Linked DNA regions of Homo sapiens: region 2 is linked to region 1. A link is an interaction called in ENCODE POLR2A ChIA-PET data of the cell type or tissue named here. Cell type or tissue: Panc1. All regions are shown on one strand.

What was found. ChIA-PET counts read pairs that join two places held together with the same protein. Peaks named below come from ENCODE experiments on the same cell type or tissue, not always from the same donor. Only the 100,000 strongest peaks of a DNase experiment are listed, where the experiment ranks them.
Region 2: POLR2A ChIA-PET joins it to region 1 with 5 read pairs; 3 of 35 experiments call an interaction of 5 or more read pairs at or near these places.

What each region holds. Positions count from the first base shown.
Region 1 is chr5:171,406,054-171,411,053 of GRCh38, forward strand. It overlaps NPM1 (nucleophosmin 1), which reads left to right. Exons shown (of 11, transcript NM_002520.7): 10 at 1,647-1,721; 11 at 4,474-4,847. The coding sequence ends at 4,512. Among named protein-coding and RNA genes, the nearest start is that of FGF18, 11 kb to the right of the region's middle. In Panc1, no CTCF peak of the experiment used is centred here; no DNase peak of the experiment used is centred here; H3K27ac peaks cover 303 bases.
Region 2 is chr5:171,974,546-171,979,545 of GRCh38, forward strand. The region is part of intron 1 of FBXW11 (F-box and WD repeat domain containing 11); the gene reads right to left. Among named protein-coding and RNA genes, the nearest start is that of FBXW11, 30 kb to the right of the region's middle. In Panc1, no CTCF peak of the experiment used is centred here; no DNase peak of the experiment used is centred here; H3K27ac peaks cover 2,430 bases.

The DNA of each region.
Region 1 (5,000 bases):
TTGGAAGCACATTTGAGAGAAGCTTTAATTCTATGAATAATACTTTTAGACTCCAACTATTGAGAGCAAATGTGGGGTGGTGAAAAATTGCCAACTCATTTCCCCATGTTTTTCTTGTAATCTATAGATTTTTCGTGGCTTCAGTAGATTCCTTGTACAGTGATAAGTCCACTGGAAAAAGAATTTTAGAACTGGAACATATTTCTTTTAGTCACACTGTAAACCCTTTAGCCTTCCTGGTTATCACTGATTTTTGTCCCTTGGATACAATGCTAAAATGACATCTTTTAGATGCCCCTCCCCTCCATTTTAATATGGTCCTATCTCCTTGGTTTAATTGCAGGCGCATTGAACAGTCCTGGGCACTACATGTAAATTAAGCCCAAAGATGGGGAGAAAGGAAAAGGAGAGACAAATATAGTCCATACTGAGTGTCATCAACAATCCAGACTGAAGTCTTCTATTTTAATCTCAATCCCCTTTTCTGATTTGCCACCCATGCCTCTTCAGGCTGGAAACAATCTCTTGGTTCCCTAAAGCACTTTCTTCTGACTGCTGTGATTCAGTGAACCTTGCCCTTTGCTTTCTATTACTTGTGCATTTGCCTCACCTGACAATGTTTTAAATCGCCTTTGTATCTCCTTAGCTGCTCAATAAATATTTGAATGCATCAATTAAGAATGTATGTGACAATAATTTTGAAATGGAAATTGTGAGGTTTATTTTACTAGGTTATTGGAGGCAGTTAAGTTTCTTAATGCTATACCTGATTCTGCCAAAGTCCCTTGGACATTTGAAAACCTTTTCAATCTTTTAAAAATGCATAAAAGATACTTAGAGGGAAAGGTATTAATTAAATTTAGTAAAAACAAATATATTCAATGCTTTAAATTCCAAAGTAGTGATAAATACAAACATTTCAAGATATTTGCAATAGTAATGTTTTGAAATTTTGGTTACAAAGTCACAGGTCTTGCCAATACTGTTGTAGTTTCTTGCCTATATCCGTAATTTGAAGGAAATGGTGAGAGTGATTAGAGAAGTGTAATTACTGTAATTTTTTCCCCTATTGTAGTTTCTTGCCTGTATCCATAATTTGAAGGAAATGGTAAGAGTGATTAGTGAAATGTAATTACTGTAATTTTTTCCCCATTCAACTTTATATATCTTTAACTGATGACCAGATCATTGTTGTTCTGAACCAGTTTGTGGTCAGCAAGTGTTTTGTGGGGTTTTGTTTGTTTGTTTTTAAAGAACAGTTTGGGTCACTTGACATGGTTCTCCAAAGGGATGTTATGGGTTGTATTTGGTTCTGGGTGATAACCGACTTGTTAGATAATTTAGATAAGCAACCGAGTTGCCATGTTTGTTTGTCGAATCTCAAGTGTAGCTTATATTTTATGTTCCTAGAGAGGTTGTCAGGGAAGATTTGACCCTTTGGCAAATCTGTTTGAATAGAGATACTAGCCATGCTGCCCAATAGGGCTTTCTGGCCCTGAAAAAGATACGGAGTATTCTTGGAAAGTTGAAGGGAAAAAGAATAAACTGATCCATGTAGTAGCATGCAGATTATTGAGGAATTTTCTAAAGGTATCTCTCTCGGTGTATTTCTCTACTTACCTGTAATAATGCTTTTGTCTTAATAGGGTGGTTCTCTTCCCAAAGTGGAAGCCAAATTCATCAATTATGTGAAGAATTGCTTCCGGATGACTGACCAAGAGGTAACTGGATTTTCTGGGGACATGATTAAATCCAAGTTTTTTTGTGATTTATTATGATTCTGCCTTTACCCTTTTTAAGTGTTGGCTCTTTTTAAAAAGTTCCTAACCACAGATAATATTTCATTTAATGAAATACCTGAAAACTCATGTATTTAATGAAATGCATGAAGAATACAGTTGGCAGTCTGAGATGATAACTTTAGTATATTTTTCCCAGATTTCCTATAGTTGGTAAATTATTTCTTGGTTATTGAATTCAGTTTTACTTTTTTGGTACTATGTTGGTTAAGGAAATTGCTGTGGTTTTCCTTGCTGTTCCATTTGACTGCTTGGGGCAGTCTGGTCTTGGCTTTTTTGGGAGTTGGTAGAGATCTTTTTTTTTTTTTTCCTAGATCTTATGGGAAATACATTATGCCAAAATCATCCTAACATGAAATCTGGAAGCAAGACACTAAATTGTGGCTACTACCAGATACATAAGCTTGAGTTAGCTGTTAGATTTTACAGTTAGTACATGTGAAAGTCTTAGTCAACATAAAGATTATGCATTTATTTTTGCTCTTATTTACAGTTGACTCATAAGTGTAAGGACAATGTAAAAGTGGTTAAATAGGGATGTTAGGTATCGTGTGGAGAACGGATGCTGCATTTAATGGTCTTTAGGTTTCCTGTGGTCAGCTTTTTTCAAAAAATTAGGAAAATTTGGCAATTAGCTGGTTTTTTTTCTGCCATAGTATTTTGCACTTCAATTATTTAATTGCACTTCAATTTTTAGTTTTCGGGTTCGTAAAACCCTGATAATGGTTAATTTTGAGTTTAGCTTTGTGAAAGTTGTAGTGATGGGCTATAAGATGATCAGGTTCAGTCTTTGGTTGCTGTTCTGTTTTTTCTCTACATTTGAATCCTAAAGTTTAAAGTGTGAGTTTTGGGAGTTTATTTGGAATACTAAACATTGATTAATCATAAATTATTTTGAAACTCCGCGTTATGCAACTGTTTATTTAATATTGAAAATAGTGGAAAGTCAGACATAAATAACCAGCATGTACTAACAGCTAAGCAGCATAAGAGATGCATTCTTCAACTACTGCCAAGGAAAGTGATGATAAATTTAATGATTAAGTTGCAGTAGTCTTCTGTACTTTATAACAAAGGCTTGTAGCTACAAAGTCTTGTAGCTATTAAATTACTGAACCAGCACTTCTACAAGAAGTATTTTCTTTTTATAAAAAGTATTTTTGGCCAGGTTGGTCTTGAACTCCTGGCCTCAAGCAGTCCTCCCATCTTTTCCTCCCAAAGTGCTAGGATTACAGGCACGAGCCACCTTGCCCAGCCTACCAGAAGTATTTTTTTGCTCTAGAATTGAAAGTGTTCTCAAGTGTCAGAATGAAATTTCTGGAATAAATAGTAAATGTTTAATAACTTGAACTTGAATTGCTGTTACAGAGATTATCAAAACTAAATGCTTCCTGTTTTTGACATAGAGATGCATGATGCAAGCAACGACAATGTATATTTGTTTGAACCTGATGATAAGATCTCTGGCTGGGCGTGGTAGTTCATGCCTATAATCCCAGCACTTTGGGAGGCAACATGGCAAAACTCTGTCTCTACTAAAAATACTAAATTTAGCTGGGCATGGTGGCATGTACCTGTAATCCCACCTACTCAAGAGGCGGAGGCAGGAGGATCGCTTGAACCTGGGAGGCAGAGGTTGCAGTGAGCGCCACTGCACTCCAGTCTGGGTGGCAGAGTGAGAGTCTATCTCAGAAAGAAAGATTTCTATGATATTTAATATTGGCATTCGGTATTCAGTTACCTTGTACCTGAGAACCCATTGGCTGTGAAACAGTGACAGCTGAGAGAATCCTGAGTCATCTCATTTCTAGTTCTTGGTGAACTTCTGGACTTTTCTTCAGAACCACCTTGCCATGTTGGCCAGGCTGGTCTTGAACTCCTGACCTCTCAGGTGATCCAACACCTTGGCCTCTTAAAGTGCTGGGATTACAGGCATGAGCCACCATGCCTGGCCAGCTGTTTTTTTTGTTGGTTTGTTTTTTGTTTTGGTACCCATCTGTAGTGTGATCTTGGCTCACTGCAACCTCTGCCTCTTGGGCTCAGGCAGTCCTCCCACCTCAGCCTCCTGAGTAGCTGGGCCTCCTGTAGTTGCACACCACCAAGCCTGGCTAATTTTTGCATTTTTAGTAGACAGGGTTTCACCATGTTGCCCAGGCTGGTCTCAAATTCCTGAGCTGAAGTGATCTGCCCGCCTCAGTCTCCCAAAGTGTAGGGATTACAGGCGTGAGCCACCATGCCTAGCCTCAGCATATAGTTTTTTCTAAATGTACACATGCCCAGGCACACATGCACAGGCAATTCAGAATAAGTTTCTGGTGTTTATGTAACTTTATTTGCCAAATCTGGCCAACTCTAAAGCTGATCTCGGGAGATGAAGTTGGAAGTAACATTGGCCATATGGGTCTCTGTTCTTTCTGTTGATTTCCTTAAGTAAATAATGCTAAACTATTAAATAATTATTAGTATATTGTTCACATTTTTATGACTGATTAAAGTGTTTGGAATTAAATTACATCTGAGTATAAATTTTCTTGGAGTCATATCTTTATCTAGAGTTAACTCTCTGGTGGTAGAATGAAAAATAGATGTTGAACTATGCAAAGAGACATTTAATTTATTGATGTCTATGAAGTGTTGTGGTTCCTTAACCACATTTCTTTTTTTTTTTTTCCAGGCTATTCAAGATCTCTGGCAGTGGAGGAAGTCTCTTTAAGAAAATAGTTTAAACAATTTGTTAAAAAATTTTCCGTCTTATTTCATTTCTGTAACAGTTGATATCTGGCTGTCCTTTTTATAATGCAGAGTGAGAACTTTCCCTACCGTGTTTGATAAATGTTGTCCAGGTTCTATTGCCAAGAATGTGTTGTCCAAAATGCCTGTTTAGTTTTTAAAGATGGAACTCCACCCTTTGCTTGGTTTTAAGTATGTATGGAATGTTATGATAGGACATAGTAGTAGCGGTGGTCAGACATGGAAATGGTGGGGAGACAAAAATATACATGTGAAATAAAACTCAGTATTTTAATAAAGTAGCACGGTTTCTATTGACTTATTTAACTGCTTTATACTTTGTCAAAGAAATAATTAATGTAGTTAGGAATGGCAAATAGTCTTGTAAAATTCTATGAGAATGTCCCTGCCCTCCCCTTCAATATTCTCTCTGGAGCTAACCACTTTTTCATCATAAGGATTTAGTGCTGT
Region 2 (5,000 bases), 570 kb after region 1:
TTCTTGAAGCTAAAAAAAAAACAGGAAGAAGCCGAGCATAACCTATGCCTACAGTTTCAGCTACTCAGGAGGCTGAGGCAAGAGGATCACTTGAGGCCAGGAGTTAGAGGCTGCAGTGTGCTACGACTGCACCTATAAATATTCACTGCACTTCAGCCTGGGCAACATAACAAGACCTCATCTCTTAAAAACACAGAGAGAGATATCATTGTCAAAAAAACATGCAAAGGTTGGTTAAGATCCCAAGTCTAACACTATGTGACCTCTTTTGAGAATTTCGATCTTGTTGCCCAGGCTGGAGTGCAACGGCACTTTCTCGGCTCACTGCAACCTCAACCTCCCAGGTTCAAGTGATTCTCCTGCCTCAACCTTCCAAGTGGCTAGGACTACAGGCACGCGCCACCACGCCCGGTTAATTTTGTATTTTTAGTAGAGACAGGGTTTCACTGTGTTGGTCAGGCTAGTCTCGAACTCCTGACCTCAAGTGACCCACCCGCCTCGGCCTCCCAAAGTGCTGGGATTACAGGCGTGAGCCACCACGCCTGGCAATACTATGTGACCTCAAGCAAGTTATATAACCTAAGAGTCAGCTGTTTAAATGGCTGGAGAGGTACAAGACCTGCTATATTAAAAGAGACATCCAATAAACAATAGCTGTGAAATTACTAAATAAAAATCAACCTAAAACTCCAACAAAGAAGCCATATGCCACTAGAAAAGAATGGAGCTGGGAGAACAAGGAAGGGAAGGAACATGAGAGTTTACAGAGGCAGTTTAGGCAGAGGCAGTCAAGGCTTCCCCCTTTTCTTCTCAATCTACCCAAATGCAGAGAATCTGCTGCTGGCCAGCCACAGCCTGGAGATCCTGCTGCTCCTGAGCCTCAGGCTCTCTCGAGTGCTGCTGGCTAAGATGTGGTTATTACAGAGGTGGGGCCTCTAGAACAATCAGAAGAGTTTTTCTTACCCCATGCTGGTGTGAGAAAGAGCACAGGCATTACAGTAAAAATGAATAAGTAAAATGTAAGTAAATAAAATCTATCACTTTGCTATCTACGTGACCTTGGGCAAAAATTAATCACCTCCAGTTCCTACTTCTTCCCATGCTAAAATGTGGAAAACAAGTCTACCTTTCAAGGTTACAGTAAAGGTTAAAAGAAACAGGGGGTGTAAATCTGGCAAACAGTAGGTATTTAACAAATACTAGTTCTCTCCTCCCTCCTTATTTTGGCAGGATGACAAGAGAAACTCTTGGTGAATAAAAGGGATTAGGGCGAACAAAAATCATAAAGAATAGCATTTCCAAAAGTGTGTCTCTTGGATCACACAGATTTCGAACCAAATATATGGGGGGAGGAATTCTGGGATCAGAAAGTTTGGGAAATGTTGGGAAACACATTATTAAAATGATGATTATCAGGTGAGTTTCCAAAAGGAGACTATATACAGCATTTACTAACAACTCACAGGAATAATCAACCTATTAATCACTAAAACACATGAGGATGGAAGGATGGAGAGAGGGAGGGGAGGAAGGGAGGAAGAAGGAGGGGAAGGCAGCAGTTAAGGCCATGACAACTCCTTCAAAATGATAGTTGAAGTAACAGTGAGATAAAACTATCTGGACGACTTACAAGTCAACGACAGTTTTAAAATCTGGTTTAGAACCAGAGAGGGGAGAGGGGATGCTTTTTCAACTTCTGAAAGAAGTTTCTGATGCCAATTATTTAATTTTCAGGATCAAGTCAATTACGAGATGGTACTGAAACAGAAAACACCAAGAGTTTAAGTAGCAAATATACTCACTTTGGAAGTAGAAATAGCCTTTTGATATAAGATAGTAATTCTCATTTGCTCTTCCAAATTTATTCCCTCATTCGACTGGGCAACTGCTTGGCAAGCACTGTGATAGATGCTGTTATGGATTGCATATGTCCTCCAAAAAGCATGTGTTGGAAACTTAATCCCAAATCTAACAGTGCTGGGAGGTGGGGCTTAATGGTAAGTGTTTAGGTCATGAGGGCTCCACTCTCATGAATGGATTAATGCCAATTATAAAAGGGTTTCAGGCTGCAAGTTCAATCTCTTGCTCTATCAAGCAAAGCTCTCTCACGCCCTTCCATCTTCTGCTGGGATAATGCAGCAAGAAGGCCCTTTTGAGATTCAGGTCCCTTAACCTTGGACTTCCCAGCCTCCAGGTGAGCTCTAAGACATAAATCTCTGGGCCGGGTGTGGTCGTTCACGCCTGTAACCCCAGCAATTTGGGAGCCCAAGGCAGGTGGATCACCTGAGGTCAGGAATTTGAGACTAGCCTGACCAACACAGTGAAATCCCATCTCTACTAAAAACACAAAATTAGCCAGGTGTGGTGGTGCATGTCTGTAATCCCAGCTACCTGGGAGGCTAAGGCAGGAGAGTCGCTTGAACCTAGGAGGCAGAGGTTGAAGAGAGCCAAAATGGTGCAGCCTGGGCAACAAGAGTAAAACTCCAACTCAAAAAAAAAAAAAGAAATCTCTGGCCAGGCAGGGTGGCTCACGCCTGTAATCCCAGCAATTTAGGAGGATGAGACAGGAAGATCACTTGAGCCCAGGAGTTTAAGACCAGCCTGGGCAACATAGGGAGACCCCACCTTCACAGAAAATTTAAAAATTAGTCGGGTATGGTGGCACGTGTGGATCGCTTGAACCCTGCCTAGAAAGGTGAGGCTGTAGTGAGCCATGACTGCACCACTGCACTCCAGCCTGGGCAACAGAGCAAGACCATGTCTCAAAAAAAAAAAAAAAAGAAAGAAAGAAAAGAAAAAAGAAAGAGGAAGAGAAAGAAATCTCTGTTCTTTATAAATTACCCAGTCTCAGGTATTTTGTTATAGCAGCACAAAACAAACTAAGACAGATGCTGGGAATGAATATGCCATGAACTGAAGATGACAAAACAGATATGATCCTCGCCCCCATGGAGATTACTTTCTAATAAGAGCTGATTGTCTAGCAGGGGATTACGCAATACATTTGTGTATCAGTCCGTTTCATGCTGCCAATAAAGACATACCTGAGACTGGGCAAGTTACAAAAGAAAGAAGTTTAACTGGACTTACAGTTCCACATGGATGGGGAGGCCTCATAATCATGGCAGAAAGCAAGGAGGAGCAGGTCACATCTTAAGTAGAATGGCAGCAAGCAAAGAGAGAGAAGCTTGTGCAGGGAAACTCCCCTTTTTAAGAAAGATCAGATCTCGTGAGACTTATTCACTATCACGAGAACAGCATGGGAAAGACCTGCTCCCATGATTCAATCACCTCCCACGGGGTCCCTCCCACAACACATGGGAATTCAAGATGAAATATGGGTAGGGATACAGCCAAACCATATCAATTTGTAAACTACAGTTACATTAACAGCTGTAAAAATAAAAAAAGAACTGACTGCTGCTAGAGCATGACAAGGGAACTTAATCTATAAGGGTACCTAGGGGACCCAGGCATGGCTCCTAAGGAGTTGACACTTCAGCTCAACTCTAAAGGACAAGCAGAGGTTAACTAGACAAGGAAGAAAGGGTGACCCCTCCCTAATAATGAGAACAAATTATAATGCTTGTTGTAACCCTCAAGCAGGTTCAGAGGAACAGAGAAAAAGAAAAAAAAATCACTGTGACTCAAGTGCAGAAAGCGAGGGTGAAAAAGAGCAAAAATAGACAAGACTCAGGAGGAAAACAGAGGTGTCAAAGTTGGGGTTACTGACTGATGCAACCAAAATCATCAAAGGAATATCAAAGTAAAAGACAAACTACATTGGCACTTGAAACCTGTCCAGTGGTGCCCTCCACATATATAAGTTTTTTCAAGGTATTTCTATAAACATAATACAGGAAAAAACTGGACGAGAAATAGGGTTCAGTGCATATTAAGAAATAAAAGCCCACCTGAGAAGGGGAAGGAATTCCCAACAGAACCCCACCTCAAAGCAGCAAAGGCTAGTAGTAGGAGTGAGAGTCCTTGAAGCTGTCAGTGAAGCCAACAGCAACTGATCCTAAAGTGTCTCACAGAGAGCATCCAGAGCCAGAGTCTACGCAGAGAAGGGACCCAATTTCCATTTGCCATGGACAGTATGCAGAGTGAGGCAAACACTTCCACAGCTGGCTTTTAACAAAAATGGCCATTTCAATCACAAAAGGGCAGCAGCAGTGCCCCAGTCACGACAAAATCAGAAGTTCCTCACCCTAGTGATTTCCTTCCGCTACACTCCCCCATGCACCTAGAAGCAGCAGAGCAGAACTACAGCTAATTTTAACACTTCTCTTTCTTCACAAAAGAAATACGAATAGCCACAAACATTAGAAAAATACATCCAATGTCACTAGTAACTTAAATCTTTAAATCTTTAATTAAACTGAGATTTTTTGATTTATTAAAACCCTAAAATGGCATAAACATGAAGAAAGCATGTTTCATGCAGAGAATATAGTCTGTCATGTCACATCATGTTCATAAAGGTTAAGAACAGTGGGTAAAACCTTTGGCTATATGAAATACTCATGCTCTTAAAAAAAGTTAGAGACCATCCTGTGCAACATAGGGAGACCCCATTTTGTCTCTACAAAAACCCTATATTTTGTCTCTACAAAACTTCAAAAATTAGCCAGTCATGGTGTTGCATGCCTGTAGTCCCAGCTACTCAGTCAACTGAGGTGGATCACTTGAGCCTGGGAGGTCAAGGTATGAGCCACAATCATGCTACTGCATTCCAGCCTGGGAAACAAAGACCCTCTCTCAAAAAATAAATATATACATACATAATACATACATACATACATACATATGTACATGTATATGTATAGATGAAGGAAGGGAAGAATACATACCATATATTAATAGTAGTTATAATGGAAACTTTGTTCTTTTTCCATCTTACTTTACGTTTTTCATTACATTTTTCCATCTTATTTTACATTATATTTATTTTCATTTTTTCTATAATAAATGTGAATTGCTTCTGTAAAAAAAGGTAA